3 separate regions of the Homo sapiens genome follow, and all the other regions are linked to region 3. The links are chromatin loops, found by intact Hi-C in ENCODE. Cell type or tissue: dorsolateral prefrontal cortex. All regions are shown on one strand. Links, peaks and the distances in the headings refer to the core of each region. The heading gives the core; the rest is flanking DNA.

Evidence for each region. Peaks named below come from ENCODE experiments on the same cell type or tissue, not always from the same donor. Only the 100,000 strongest peaks of a DNase experiment are listed, where the experiment ranks them.
Region 1: a loop joins it to region 3, with 4 times the contacts of the local background. A loop is called at or near these places in 7 of 110 quality-filtered maps.
Region 2: it touches region 3 in a loop (4-fold over the local background); 5 of 110 quality-filtered maps call a loop at or near these places.

Annotation. Positions count from the first base shown.
Region 1 is chr16:19,860,902-19,863,401 of GRCh38, reverse strand. GPRC5B (G protein-coupled receptor class C group 5 member B) reads left to right here. Exons shown (of 4, transcript NM_016235.3): 3 at 1,429-1,565. Among named protein-coding and RNA genes, the nearest start is that of GPRC5B, 23 kb to the left of the region's middle. RefSeq lists enhancers at 1,001-1,581, 2,162-2,500. In dorsolateral prefrontal cortex, for the core only: no CTCF peak of the experiment used is centred there; a DNase peak (open chromatin) is centred at 1,271; H3K4me3 peaks cover 2,414 bases; H3K27ac peaks cover 2,500 bases.
Region 2 is chr16:19,850,218-19,852,717 of GRCh38, reverse strand. All of the region lies in intron 8 of IQCK (IQ motif containing K), which reads right to left. Among named protein-coding and RNA genes, the nearest start is that of GPRC5B, 33 kb to the left of the region's middle. In dorsolateral prefrontal cortex, for the core only: no CTCF peak of the experiment used is centred there; a DNase peak (open chromatin) is centred at 1,027; H3K27ac peaks cover 2,500 bases.
Region 3 is chr16:19,763,194-19,770,878 of GRCh38, reverse strand. It overlaps IQCK (IQ motif containing K), which reads right to left. Exons shown (of 9, transcript NM_153208.3): 5 at 6,979-7,031; 6 at 6,767-6,844. IQCK-AS1 (IQCK antisense RNA 1) reads left to right here and starts at 4,809. Exons shown (of 4, transcript NR_188663.1): 1 at 4,809-4,910. RefSeq lists enhancers at 2,790-3,290, 3,291-3,791. In dorsolateral prefrontal cortex, for the core only: no CTCF peak of the experiment used is centred there; a DNase peak (open chromatin) is centred at 4,508; H3K4me3 peaks cover 1,230 bases; H3K27ac peaks cover 2,500 bases.

The sequences.
Region 1 (2,500 bases), core at 1-2,500, 96 kb before region 3:
GTGGACATAATGAAAGTACATATAGTCAGCCTGGGCAACAAAGTGAGACCCCGTCTCTAAAAAAAAATATTAAAAAATTAGCCACGCATGGTGGCATGTGTCTGTAGTCCCAGCTACTCTGGAGGTTGAGGCAGGAGGACCACTTGAGCCTGGGAGTTCAAGGCTGCAGTGAGCTATGATCGTGCCACTGCATTCTAGCCTGGACAACAGCAATAACTTGTCAAAAAAAAAAAAAGTAGCTATCGTGCGATGAAAATTAAATGAGTTGAAAAGAAAGAAAGAAAATTAAATGAGTTAATGGTTAATATATATAAAGTACTTTGCACAGTGCCTGGCTCCTGGTTGGCGCTCTGTGAAGCTTAACTGTATAACTAAGGTGATTTTGGTCCCTGCCCCAAGTAATTTGCAAAACAAACAAACAAAAGCAAAAACAAGCTCTCTTGTTGCTTTTTAGCCAGAAAAGTGGCTCCCTTCAGGGAAGACTTTTTGTGTGTGAGACACAATTTCACCAGGCTGGAGTGCAGTGGTGCAATCTTGGCTCACTGCAACCTTAACCTCCCGGGTTCAAGCGATTCTTGTGCTGCAGCCTCCCGAGTAGCTGGGATTACAGGTGTGCACCACCATACCCGGCTAATTTTTGTATTATTAGTAGAGGGGGTTTTGCCATGTTGGCCAGGCTGGTCTCGAACTCCTGACCTCAAGTGATCCACCCGCCTTGGCCTCCCAAAATGCTAGGATTAGGGATTACAGGCTTGAGCCACTGCGCCCGGCTTCTACCCTTTTTTTTTGTTTGTTAGATTCCTCCATGTCTTTTCATGTTAGCTTTTCTTTAACAAAAAGGAAGTTCAAATCTCTAAAAGTTCAGTAAATAAGAAACACCGGTTTTACCCATCTTTCAGAGGGAAAAAGTGCCGACATGCCATCTTGGCTTTAGGTCTCCCTTTTATTCTTGTTTGGAATAACCCTACACATGTGGTTAGAGTCCCCCTGTTCTCATCCCTGGTCACTTTCCAGTGAAGACTCTTAGCAGCTTCCTCCTCAGTGTGTGTCCAGAAACAGCAAGCAGTTTTGAGTAGTGTGATGCTGAACTTTACATGAATGGCTTTCTGTAGTGAGAAGGCGCCTGTCACCCGCGGCCTGCAGAGGCTGCGTGGCTTGGAGGGGGAACCAGAGGCCCAACCATGGGCCTCCTTCCCCTGGTCTCTACAGCAGCTTTTCCCAAACCCACTGAGATGGGTCAGGCTCCTAGAGAGCCTGAGAACAAAGCCCCTTTGTGACTTTTGTTTTGAATCAGGCTTGTGACAAAGGGGAGGAGCCACTGGGTTGGGTGGATGGGGGTGCCCGGAGCGCGCTGTTGTTGCAGGGGAAGAAAACAAAATTGTGTCTTTTTTTTGGCAATGTTGTCTTGCCAATCCCTCCCTCCCCCAGCTCTCCGAACAGCAGGATTTCCCAACGGCAGCTTGGGAAAAAGACCCAGTGGCAGCTTGGGGAAAAGACCCAGCGCTCCGTTTAGAAGCAACGTGTATCAGCCAACTGAGATGGCCGTCGTGCTCAACGGTGGGACCGTAAGTATCAAGATGTGATGTGGGGGTAGGAAGCCTAGGAGTCTACGGTGTCGGGGAGCAGCTTCAACAGGGACATACTCCTCCATGGAGGCTGCCCATGTGGCCTGCAAGGACCGCCACAGCTCAAACGCATGCAATGCTTTTATTTTTCTTCTTTCCCTTTCTACCCCTTTTCTCCACACACAGAATACCCACCTCTATTTAGAAAACCATCTGTAGATTCGTTTGAAAGAGTTTGTAATCCTTGAGGCTGTTGGACCCAGTGAATTATTTGGCTTTCACTCTGTCCCTGGGAGGTGACTTTTGGAAAAAGCCCAGAATGATGGAGCGCCCCTAGCAGATTTTGCTGACATCCAGCCTAGTTTAAGGTCCCCGGTCACCCCTCTGTTGACTCCTCCCCAGCTGGGTACCAGGTTCTCCCATTCCCTAAGAGATGTCTTAAGAAATTGAAGCAGTTACTGTTTCTCTCCCTCAAACACAGAAGCAGGTTTACTACTATCTGATGCCAAACAGACCTTCAGCAGAATTGTCATTGTTTACGTTTGCCTCCTTGGAATGACACCATTTTGTTTCTCCAGCAATCCAAAGATGCACTCTCATCTCCACATTTAATTTCCAAACATAGCTACATGCTTCTTTCAGAAACAAGGTCTGAGCCAGTTTACATGTGTAAATTGGGTTTCCATTCTTTATATCATGTTCCAACTCCATAACTCAACCTGAGCATTCTTCTTTTTTTTTTTTTTTTTATGTAAATCAGGGATGGTCTTTGATCTCTAGAGGGAATTTAGGTTTTCCTGGCCTTTTGAATGGTATGCTAGGCATTGGTTTGCATTGGTTTGGAACAGGCTCAAAGACAGAATCACAGATTTGCATTCTTAAAACCCCCTGCCAACGACTGGGCTGTTTTATTGTCCCGAGCCAAGAAAAGCCTG
Region 2 (2,500 bases), core at 1-2,500, 85 kb before region 3:
CCAGGAGGCGGAGCTTGCAGTAAGCCAAGATCGCGTCACTGCACTCCAGCCTGGGCGACAGGGCGAGACTCCATCTCAAAAAAAAAAAAAAAAAAAAAGTTGAAGGAAAGATGAGAGGCACGGAATAATACATATAGTGTGATTCTATTTATAGCAAATCTAAATGCTGAGAGATGCATACAAACGTGAAAAGAGCTCCAAAGAAAAGCAAGAGAACAGCTATCATGATAGTCAGAGAAGTGGCTTCATGGGGGAAGAGCTTTAAAACTGTTGACAGTGTTCTGTTTGTTTGTTTGTTTGTTTGTTTGTTAAATGTTGTAGAGAGGTCTCGCTTTGTTGCCCAGGCTGGAGTGCAGTGGTGCGATCATAGCTCCCTGCAGCCTCTGGAGGCTTGTGGAGGCTCAAGCGATCCTCCACAAATGTTTTTATTTATTGTTATATGTGTTTTATAGCCACTGTTGTACGCATATTTCACCCCCCAAAAGGTAAAAAGAAATAGGTATGTTCGTGTATTGCTTGAAATTACAAAGCCAACCAATAAAGGCATGGAAAAGAATGATTTAGCTGTTTTGAGGAGGGGAGGGATGGAATCTAAGCTAACCCTCACCTATCATGGCAGGAAATCAGTAGATCCTATTGAAAATCTTATTACCATAGAGACCTGTTCCAGATACAGAAGTAACACCCCGAGGAGCAGCTGAAGTTCAAAGTCATTGCCTCTGGGGATGCACTACTTTGCTAAAAATTAAGCAAGAGATAAAATCTCGACTTGGTGGTCTTCCTCCTCCTGGTCTTAGCAGAACACAGCCTTGCACAGGTAGGTACTTGATCAGCGGAGGGAGGAAAAGGGGAGGGAAGCAGGGGTGAGAGGCAGGAGAGAAGAAGTAAGCCAGGATGCTGTAGAATGCAGCTTCCACCTTAGCTCGGAGACATCATCGTGGTTGGCTTCCAACACCAACAGACAGATGCCTCGGCACCCCTATGCTGTCCTTGTCCCTCTCAGCAGGCTGGTGCCCAGCCAGTTCCGGAAGGGCTGGGAGAGTGGAAAATCCCAGAGAGAGATACGCCAGCCCTTCAGCTTCAATTAAAGGCAATGTGACAAGAAGGGCCTTGCATACTAATAAGACTCAGTACATCTTCTCCTCGTGGTCGCCCTTATCCTCTCCTGTTCCTGTGAGTGACAGGACTGAGAATTCAATTCACAGCCCAGAGAAAAACCTCCCAGCCAGCAGCACAGGACAGATAAAGAAAATGCCTAAAGCTCAAGACAGGAAATTTGGGGACCACAGGGTCATCCGGCCACTCATACAATGTTGTCCAGACAGGGCCTCAGCATGAAAGGATGACCTGGGGTGAAAATATAGATTCCTGGGCCCCACCCCAGACCTTTAGAAACAGAATCTCCAGGAGTGAGGCCTGGGAATCAGTATCCCCTCCCCCTCAGTGCTGTGGGTGGGTGTTTTGATCTGGCAAGTTTGGGAAAGAGAGCAGATTTGGGCAAGTTTGGGAAACAGTGCCTGTTTCCTGAGGGCCTCAGTCAACTGTGAGCCAGGGTTGAGAATGGCACCTGCCTCCTAAGGGCGCTGAGAGAAGCAAAAGAGGCAAGCTGTGCAAAATGCAAAGTGCTCAGCACTGGTTCTGACCCAGAGTTAGGCACTTGATAAATATCAGCTATTATTATTCGCGTTTTTATTGAGACCAGGTCTCGCTCTGTTACCCAGGCTGGAAAGCAGTGGTGCAAATCAGGGCTCACTGCAGTCTCAACCTCCTGGGCTCAAATGGTCCTTCCACTTCAGCCTCCTAAGTATTAATAGCTGGGACCACACACACGCACCACCATGCCTGGCTAATATATTTTTATTTTGGGTTGAGATAGGGTCTTGCTATGTTGCCCAGCCTAGTCTCTAACTCCTGGGCTCAAGCAGTCCTCCTGCCTCAGCCTCCCAAGATGATAGGGTCACAGGTGTGAGCCACAGCACCCAGCCAGCTATTATTTTGCTTAGGGCATATTCTTTGCCCTCAAAGAGGTCACAGTATAGAAGGTGAGGCAGAAAAAATCAACAGGAAATTGTACGAACCACGAGATGCTCACATACTGCGGGGAGAACTTGCTTCAATAGATGACCATCTGCCACGCAGCTATGGACCACAACCGTGCTGGGGCCTGGGGTTACAAGGAGGAGACTGGCTCACGCTCCCAAATCAGCAATATCTATGAGAAACCTTAAAATGTTCATCTTTTACTCAATTAGCTCCCGATTTCTAGGATTCCAGGTAAATAATAAAAGCAAACACTTCTATGGTACTTATGAAGCCCTTGACACATACGAAGTCATAGTGAGCTAAGTGCTATTATTTTCCCCAGTTTTACAGGTAGGGAGACTGAAGCAGAGACAGGTCATGCAACTTGCTCAAGGTTACGCTGTGAGCTGTCTGGCTGCTGCTGCTCTTAAAACTCTACAGGGTCAAGATCTCACAACTGCCTCCCACCAGGACAGCA
Region 3 (7,685 bases), core at 3,137-5,636:
GGCTGAGGCAGGTGGATCACTTGAGGCCAGGAGTTTGAGTCCAGCCTGGCCAACATGATGAGACCCTGTCTCTACTAAAAATACAAAAATTAGTCGGGCATGGTGGCGCATGCCTGTAATCCCAGCTACTTGGGAGGGTTAGGCAGAAGAATCACTTGAACCCGGGAGGCAGAGGTTGCAGTGAGCCGAGATTTCACAACTGCACTCCACCCTGGGTGACAGAGTTAGACCCTGTCACCCCCCCGCCCCCCAAAAGAGAAACAGTCAGAGAGATATGACTAAGAAAGAGGGTCAGAGAGATGCAACATTGTTGGCTTTGAAGAGGAATGCAGGGGCCACTAGCCAAGGAATGCAGGCAGTTTCTCAAAGCTTGAAAAGGCAGGGAAACATTTTCCCCTAGAAACTCCAGAAAAGAATTAGGCTCTGCCAATGCCTTGATTTCACCCCAGTGAAATCCAAGTCAATCTCTGGACCTCCTGAACAGTATAGTAATAAATTTGTGTTGTTTTAAACCTACCAGTTCTGGGGTGCTTTGTAACAGCAGCAATAGAAAATAAACACACCCCTATTTCTCCTTGTCAGTCATTTAAAATCAACATAGACGCTAAGTTGAAACAAGTCATTGTTACACTTACACATGACTTAGAGTAAGTGCCATTCATTGAACTGGAATCAACTCTGGGCTACCCCTCGGTTCAGCCCTTGTCCATCTTGACTTAATCCATACATTCAATGTGGGGCTCTTGATTCCCAAACCGTTTCTCTTCATATCCTACTTGTAAGCTTTAGGCCAATGTTTCTGGCATGGATATCCTAGAAGCACCTCAATCTAAAAGTGCCCCAGACAGGAATCATCATTTAACCCTTGCACTTGCTCTTCTCGCTGGGTCCCTTGGTTTCCATTATGGGCCACCCACATACCCAGGAGCAAATCTCACCATTTCAGGTACAACCCTTCTCTACCCCTAAATTTATCCTGGGTCATCCATCCATTCTACCCATCCCACAACCCCCTTTTTCCACTAACATGGCCCTAACTCAATACCTTACGGCTATAAAGACAGGCTTGGAACTAGTAGCCCCAACTCCAGGCTCTCCCCAATCTCAGATGTCCTTTGCACTGTCTCAGGAATTATCTTTCCAAAACAGCCTAATCCCATTTTACCTCTGCTCAAAAGCCTTTGAATGATCTCTTGCTTATGGAATAATGCCCAAACTTCTTTCTTTTACTGAAAACCATAATCCACCCCCTAACTGCCTTCTAGCCGTAGCTTCCATCTCATCCCTATGTCCTCACACACTCCAGGAGCTAGCGATGCTGGTTTCCTGTGACTGGACCAAATCCTGTCTCTTCTCCCATCTTTGGGTCTTTGGCCTGGAATGTCACAATGTCCACCAATGGCAATAAACCACTACTCACCATTTAGTAAGCCACATGTTACTATAGGTTGGGCTTGTTCACGATCCCATTTGTAGCTGTATCACTGTATCTTCACAACCACATTTACCAATAAGGAACTGGAGGCTTAGAGACAGACATGCTGTGATGCTTTTAAAATAAATATGTCCACACATTCTTTGATACTCCTCCCTCCCTAAGGTAGAGCTTAATTATTAAACCTCGAATGTGGCACTTGGTGACCTGCTTCTAATAGCATGTGATGGAAATGGAGGTATTTGACTTCCAAGACTAGGTCATAAAAGGTACCATGCTTCCTTCTTGTGCCCAAATCTTTCACTCTGAAGGAGGCCAGTCACCATGTCATGAGGATACTCAAGCAGCCCATGGAAAGACCCAGATGGGGAAAACTTAAGGCCTCCAAACAACAACCAGCACCATGTTTGTGCACCATCTTAAAAGCAGAACCTCCAGCCCCAGTTGGGCCCTCAGATGACTGCACCCCCTGTGACATCTTAACTACAACCTCATGGGAGACTCTGAACCACGACCACCCAGCTAAGCGGCTACCAAATTCCTGACCCAGAGAAACTATAGGATAATATTTATGACTTTAAGCCACTAAATTTGGGGGCAATTTGTTACACAGTAATAGATAAATAAACACTTGCCCAAGATCATAGGATCAGTAAGTGGTGGAGATATATTTTTGTTTGTTTGTTTTTTGTTTTTTTGAGATGGAGTCTCACTCTGTCACCCAGGCTGGAGTGCAGTGGTGCGAACTTGGCTCACTGCAACCTCTGCCTCCTGGGTTCAAGCAAATCTCCTGCCTCAGCCTTCCGAGTAGCTGGGATTACAGACGCACACCACCATGCCCAGCTAATTTTTGTATTTTTAGTAGAGACAGGTTTTGCCATGTTGGCCAGGCTAGTCTCAAACTCTTGACTTCAGGTGATCTGCCTGCCTCAGCCTCCCAAAGTGCTGAGATTACAGGTGTCAGCCACTGCACCCAGCCAGTGGTGGAGATTTGAATACTGGTTTATCTATCCCAAAAGCTCAGGCTCTTAATTCTGCCTGAAGTACTACTGTAGTTTATATTTCACTACCTTTAAAAAGCCTTGACAGAGTCTCCCCCTCGAAAGTTATCTTCCTCCAATCTGTATCATTAAGCTGTACTCAAACTGTCCATCCATAATACTCATATAATCACCTTATTTGTCCAAGACCCATCTCACTTCATGGTCAACTTCCCAGCTGTGGGCTCCCAGCTTTAGTACCTACATCCTAGTGTTGTTGTGAAGATTAAATGAGATGGCATGTATCAAAGCTCTTAGTGAAGCAATGGCTCAATTATATTATTTATTAGTTCCTGGATGCAGTACTTTTTCTGTCCTATGGATGGATAAGCTCTTAATCCTGGCTATATATTAGAATTACCTAGGAAGTTTAAAAAAAAAAAAAAAAGCAAAAAAAAACAATGTTCAGGCTATACCTGAAGATTATGATTTAGTCATTCTGGGTGAAGTTAGGTACCACTATTTTCCAAAGTTCCCTGGGTGATTTTATTTTATTTATTTATTTGTTTATTTATTTATTTATTGAGATGGAGTCTCGCTCTGTCACCCAGGCTGGCGTGCAGTGGTACCACTGATACAGGAGTGCTGGGAAGGGAAGAAGGGGGTAGGGGAAGTGCTCCGTAGAGGAGGGCGTGGTCCCTGGCTAGGGCTTCACCCCCAGGGACCTAGATGAGAACAGCCATTTCCTGCCAAATGTTGCATTTCCCAAGACCACCCTGGCTTGCCACACCCCCCGTCCTGGGCATATAAAAGCCCGAGACCCTAGCGGGCAGACACCCAGGCAGCCAAACGTCGAGAGGAGCACTTCAGCGGAAAAAGATACAAGCAGCTGCTCACGGAGAGGATGTTGAGAGGAGCACACCAGCAGAAGAGCACACGGCAGGCACAGGCACCTGGCAGGACGAGGCTGAGTTTGGCCAGGGCAGTTAGTCGGAGGAAAGCTGTGGCCGCTGAGCAGCCCAACTCCATGGGAAAAACCATGGTGCCCTTCTGGCTCCTCCATCGGCTGAGAGCTACTTCCACTCAATAAAACTTTGCACTCATTCTCCAAGCCCACGTGTGATCTGATTTCTCTGGTACACAAAGGCAAGAACCTGGGATACAGAAATCCCTCTGTCCTCGCAACAAGGTAGAGGGTGAATTGAGCTGGTTAACACAAACCGCCTATAGATGGCAAACTAAGAGAGCACCTGGTAACATATGCCCACTGGGGCTTCAGCTGTAAATTCACCTATAGACACCGCCATCGGGTGGGAGCCCGACAACCTGCCTGCCTGTATGCTCCCCTAGAGGTTTGAGCAGCAGGGCACTGAAAAAGCGAGCCACATCCCCCTGTTGCATGCCCTGCGAGGGGGACAAGGTAATTTTTCCCGTTTCACCTTCTTGGCTCACTGCAACCTCTGCCTCCTGGATTCAAGCAGTTCTCCTGCCTCAGCCTCCCAAGTAGCTGAGATTACAGGCATGTGCCACCACACCTGGCAAATTTTTGTATTTTTAGCGGAGATGGGGTTTTACTGCATTGGCCAGGCTAGTCTCGAACTCCTGACCTCAAGTGACCTACCCACCTCGGCCTCCCAAAGTGCTGCTTTAAAGTTTTGAAACTACTGGACTAAATCAGAGGTTCTCAACCAGAGGCAGTTTTGCCTCATTCCCCTTGGGGACATACGCTAGTGTCTGGAGATATTCTTGATTGTCACAACTGTAGGAGGGTGCTACTGGCATCTAGTGAGTGGAGGCCAGAGATGCTGCAAAACATCCTACAATGCACAGGTCAGCTCCTTACAGCAAAGAATTATCCAGTCCTAAATGTCAATAGTGCCAAGGTTGAGACAACCTGGATTGGATATTTCCCGGCTCCCACCCTTGTTCTCCTTAAGAACTTTGGTTCCTGCTTGCTTCTCTGACTATTCCTACTTGAGACAAGAAGAATGCAGCATTTGAGTTCTTGCCTTGGACCAAATCTGGGCACCAACCAGCTTGGCCGCTGCCCCAGCTGGGCTGGCTCCAGGCCCACCAGGAAGGGCACGTGGATGGTCTCATGCTTCCCCACTTCCCTTTAATGCTTTGTTAACATTTGAATTACAACACTCACTACAGAAACTACAGCAAGTTGTAAACATGTCCCCCCACCCCAAGGGGCCAGGGCCATACTTTATTCATCTCTGTTTTTTCCACAGCACCAAGCTCTGTGCAGTTGAACTGGGTAGGTGTTCGATAGACATTCATTGCATCAAATAGATTAATATCACTTTAATTTTTATCATGCATCTGGGCATCTCTTTGAAAGGTCATGGATGTAGAGAATATAAATGCCCGTTAAAGCAAGAGCTCTTGTGTTTCTGTTCCTGTGGAGTGCAGCTGAAATGACCGCTACTGCTCCTTCACAGTATATTTACATGAGCTTCCTGTGGACATCAGCACCATTTAAAATTAAGGTATTTGTATAATAAATAAAGCTAAGAGGATTCTTATTAGAGAAGTTATCTTATTTTTAAGGTTATTTTTCATTGGTTATTACAAATGGAAAATTTTTTTTCAAGGCAAAGCAGCAACTTGGAGAATGATACTCAAAGAAGCTTGTCTTAGAAAAATATATGTAAATCAATAAATTTTGGGCTATACATTTCATAGCGGATAAAATCAGGCACAGGTTTGAAAGCTAAATAAGAAACAAGGTTTTCCTATGTTTCTCTCCTTTCAATGTGTAATCTTAGATTTAAAAAAAAACTGGTTAATATCTGGGGTTTTTAAAATTCTCAAAATTGCCAGAGTCAGCCAAGGGTCTATTCATCTTGGTATTCTCAAAGAGGGAAGATTTAAGCAAAATATGTGACAACTGAGAGCCGAGAGTCTAAATTTTTTTTTTGAGACAGAGTCTCACTCTGTCCCCGAGGCTGGAGTACAGTGGTGCGATCTCGGCTCACTGCAACCTCTACCACCCGGGTTCAAGCGATACTCCTGCCTCAGCCTCCTGAGTAGCTGGGATTACAGGCACGTGCCACCGTGCCCAGCTAATTTTTTTATTTTTAGTAGAGACGGGGTTTTGCCATGTTGGCCAGGCTGGTCTCGAACTCCTGACCTCAAGTGATCTGCCCACCTCGGCCTCCCAAAGTATTGGGATTACAGGCATAAGCCACCATGCCCGGCCAGATATAAACTGATTTTTTTTTTTTTTTTTTTTTGAGATGGAGTCTCACTCTGTCGCCCAGGCTGGAGTGCAGTGGAGCCATCTGGGCTCACTGCCAGCTCCGCCTCCAGGGTTCACGCCATTCTCCTGCCTCAGCCTCCCGAGTTGCTGGGACTACAGGCGCCCGCCACTATGCCTGGCTAATTTTTTGTATTTTTAGTAGAGACGGGGTTTCACTGTGTTAGCCAGGATGGTCTCGATCTCCTGACCTCGTGATCCGCCGGGCACGGTGGCTCACGCCTGTAATCCCAGCACTTTGGGAGGCTGAGGTGGGCGGATCACGAGGTCAGGAGATCGAGACCATCCCGGCCAACACGGTGAAACCCCGTCTCTAATAAAAATACAAAAAAAAAAAAAAAATTAGCCAGGTGTGGTGGCAGGCACCTGTAGTCCCAGCTACTCAGGAGGCTGAGACAGAGAATGGCATGAACCCGGGAGGTGGAGCTTGCAGTAAGCCAAGATCGCGTCACTGCACTCCAGCCTGGGTGACAGAGCAAGACTCCGTCTCAAAAAAAAAAAAAAAAGAAATTAAAGGAATAAAATAATGGCTACTCCATAGACAGAGCAGCATAAACTGATTTTATATAGCTAAATAACTAAGAGGTCTGGAAGGCTGCACTGTAGACTGAAGTGATTACTTCAATGTGGGGAGGACACCCATATTAGAATGGTCAAATAGTTTTAATTTTATCTGTCATGTTCTTTATTATATTAAAAATGGAGAATTGATGCAGGTAACTTATTATTTAAGCTTTTTTAGTATTTTCTAAGTATTTAGAAAAGCTTAGTCATATTTCCTGAGACATAATGACATTCAGAGAGACAGGAAAAAAATGAAGGGAATGGAGGGATAAATTACTTAGGATAATAATTTTTTTTTTAAGTTTTCTATTTTATTTCTGGAGTGCTTCTTGAATGAAATTACTGGCCTGATTAGGATAAGGTTAGCCTAGGCTAAGAATAACTAGAGACAGGAGTCACAAATATGACTGGCCCAGAGTCCTGGATGGATCACATCAGTTTGTTCTCTTAGATGGAAGAAAAGTATTATTAACACAATCTTAAATTAGGAATAAATTATTCAAAGCCTTGTGTCATACTCACTGTTGCTTTAGCCGCTCCTCCACAAATGGAATGGAGAAAAATTCTGTGAATGGCTCCCCTGCCCTCTTTGGATTTTGGCTGGTCATGATGCCATATGTTTGATTGACAAGAAAACAATAAGCAAGAATTCAAGTCAGTTGTTGCTATTCTGCTTGCAAATTAACACGACTGAATTCTTAGGATCACTGAATAGTCAGACACGAACAACTTACTTGTATAACCACTCAGTCAGAAAATCACAGGCAATGAATTTGGTTCTTTTCCTCTGAAGAGAGAAGAGATAATTAAATTACAACTGACCCTTAAACACTATGGATTTGAACTGCACAGGTCTACTTATACATGACTTTTTTCAATAAAGCTTAACACTGGCTGGGTGTGGTGGCTCACGCCTGTAATCCCAGCACTTTGGGAGACCGAGGCGGGTGGATCACTTGAGGTCAGGAGTTCGAGACCAGTCTGGCCAACACAGTGAAACCCCATCCCTACTAAAAATACAAAAATTAGCCAGGCGTGGTGGTGGGCACCTGTAGTCCCAGCTACTCAGGAGGCTGAGGCAGGAGAATTGCTTGAACCTGGGAGGTGGAGGTTGCAGTGAGCCGAGACCTCACCACTGCACTCCAGCCTGGGCAATAGGGTGAGACTGTGTCTCAAAAAAAACAAAAGAAACTTAACACCAAGTGTGCCTGCCTCTCCTGCCTCCCCTTCCACCTCTGCCACCTCTGAGACAGCAGGACCAATTCTTCCTCTTCCTCCTCCTTCTCAGCCTACTAAACCTGAAGATGAGGAGGAAGACCTTTATGATGATCCACTTCCATTTAATGACTAGTAAATATATTTTCTCTTTCTATAATTTTGTTAATAAATTTTCTTTTGCTACCTTACTTATAAGACTATAGTATATAATACATAAAACATA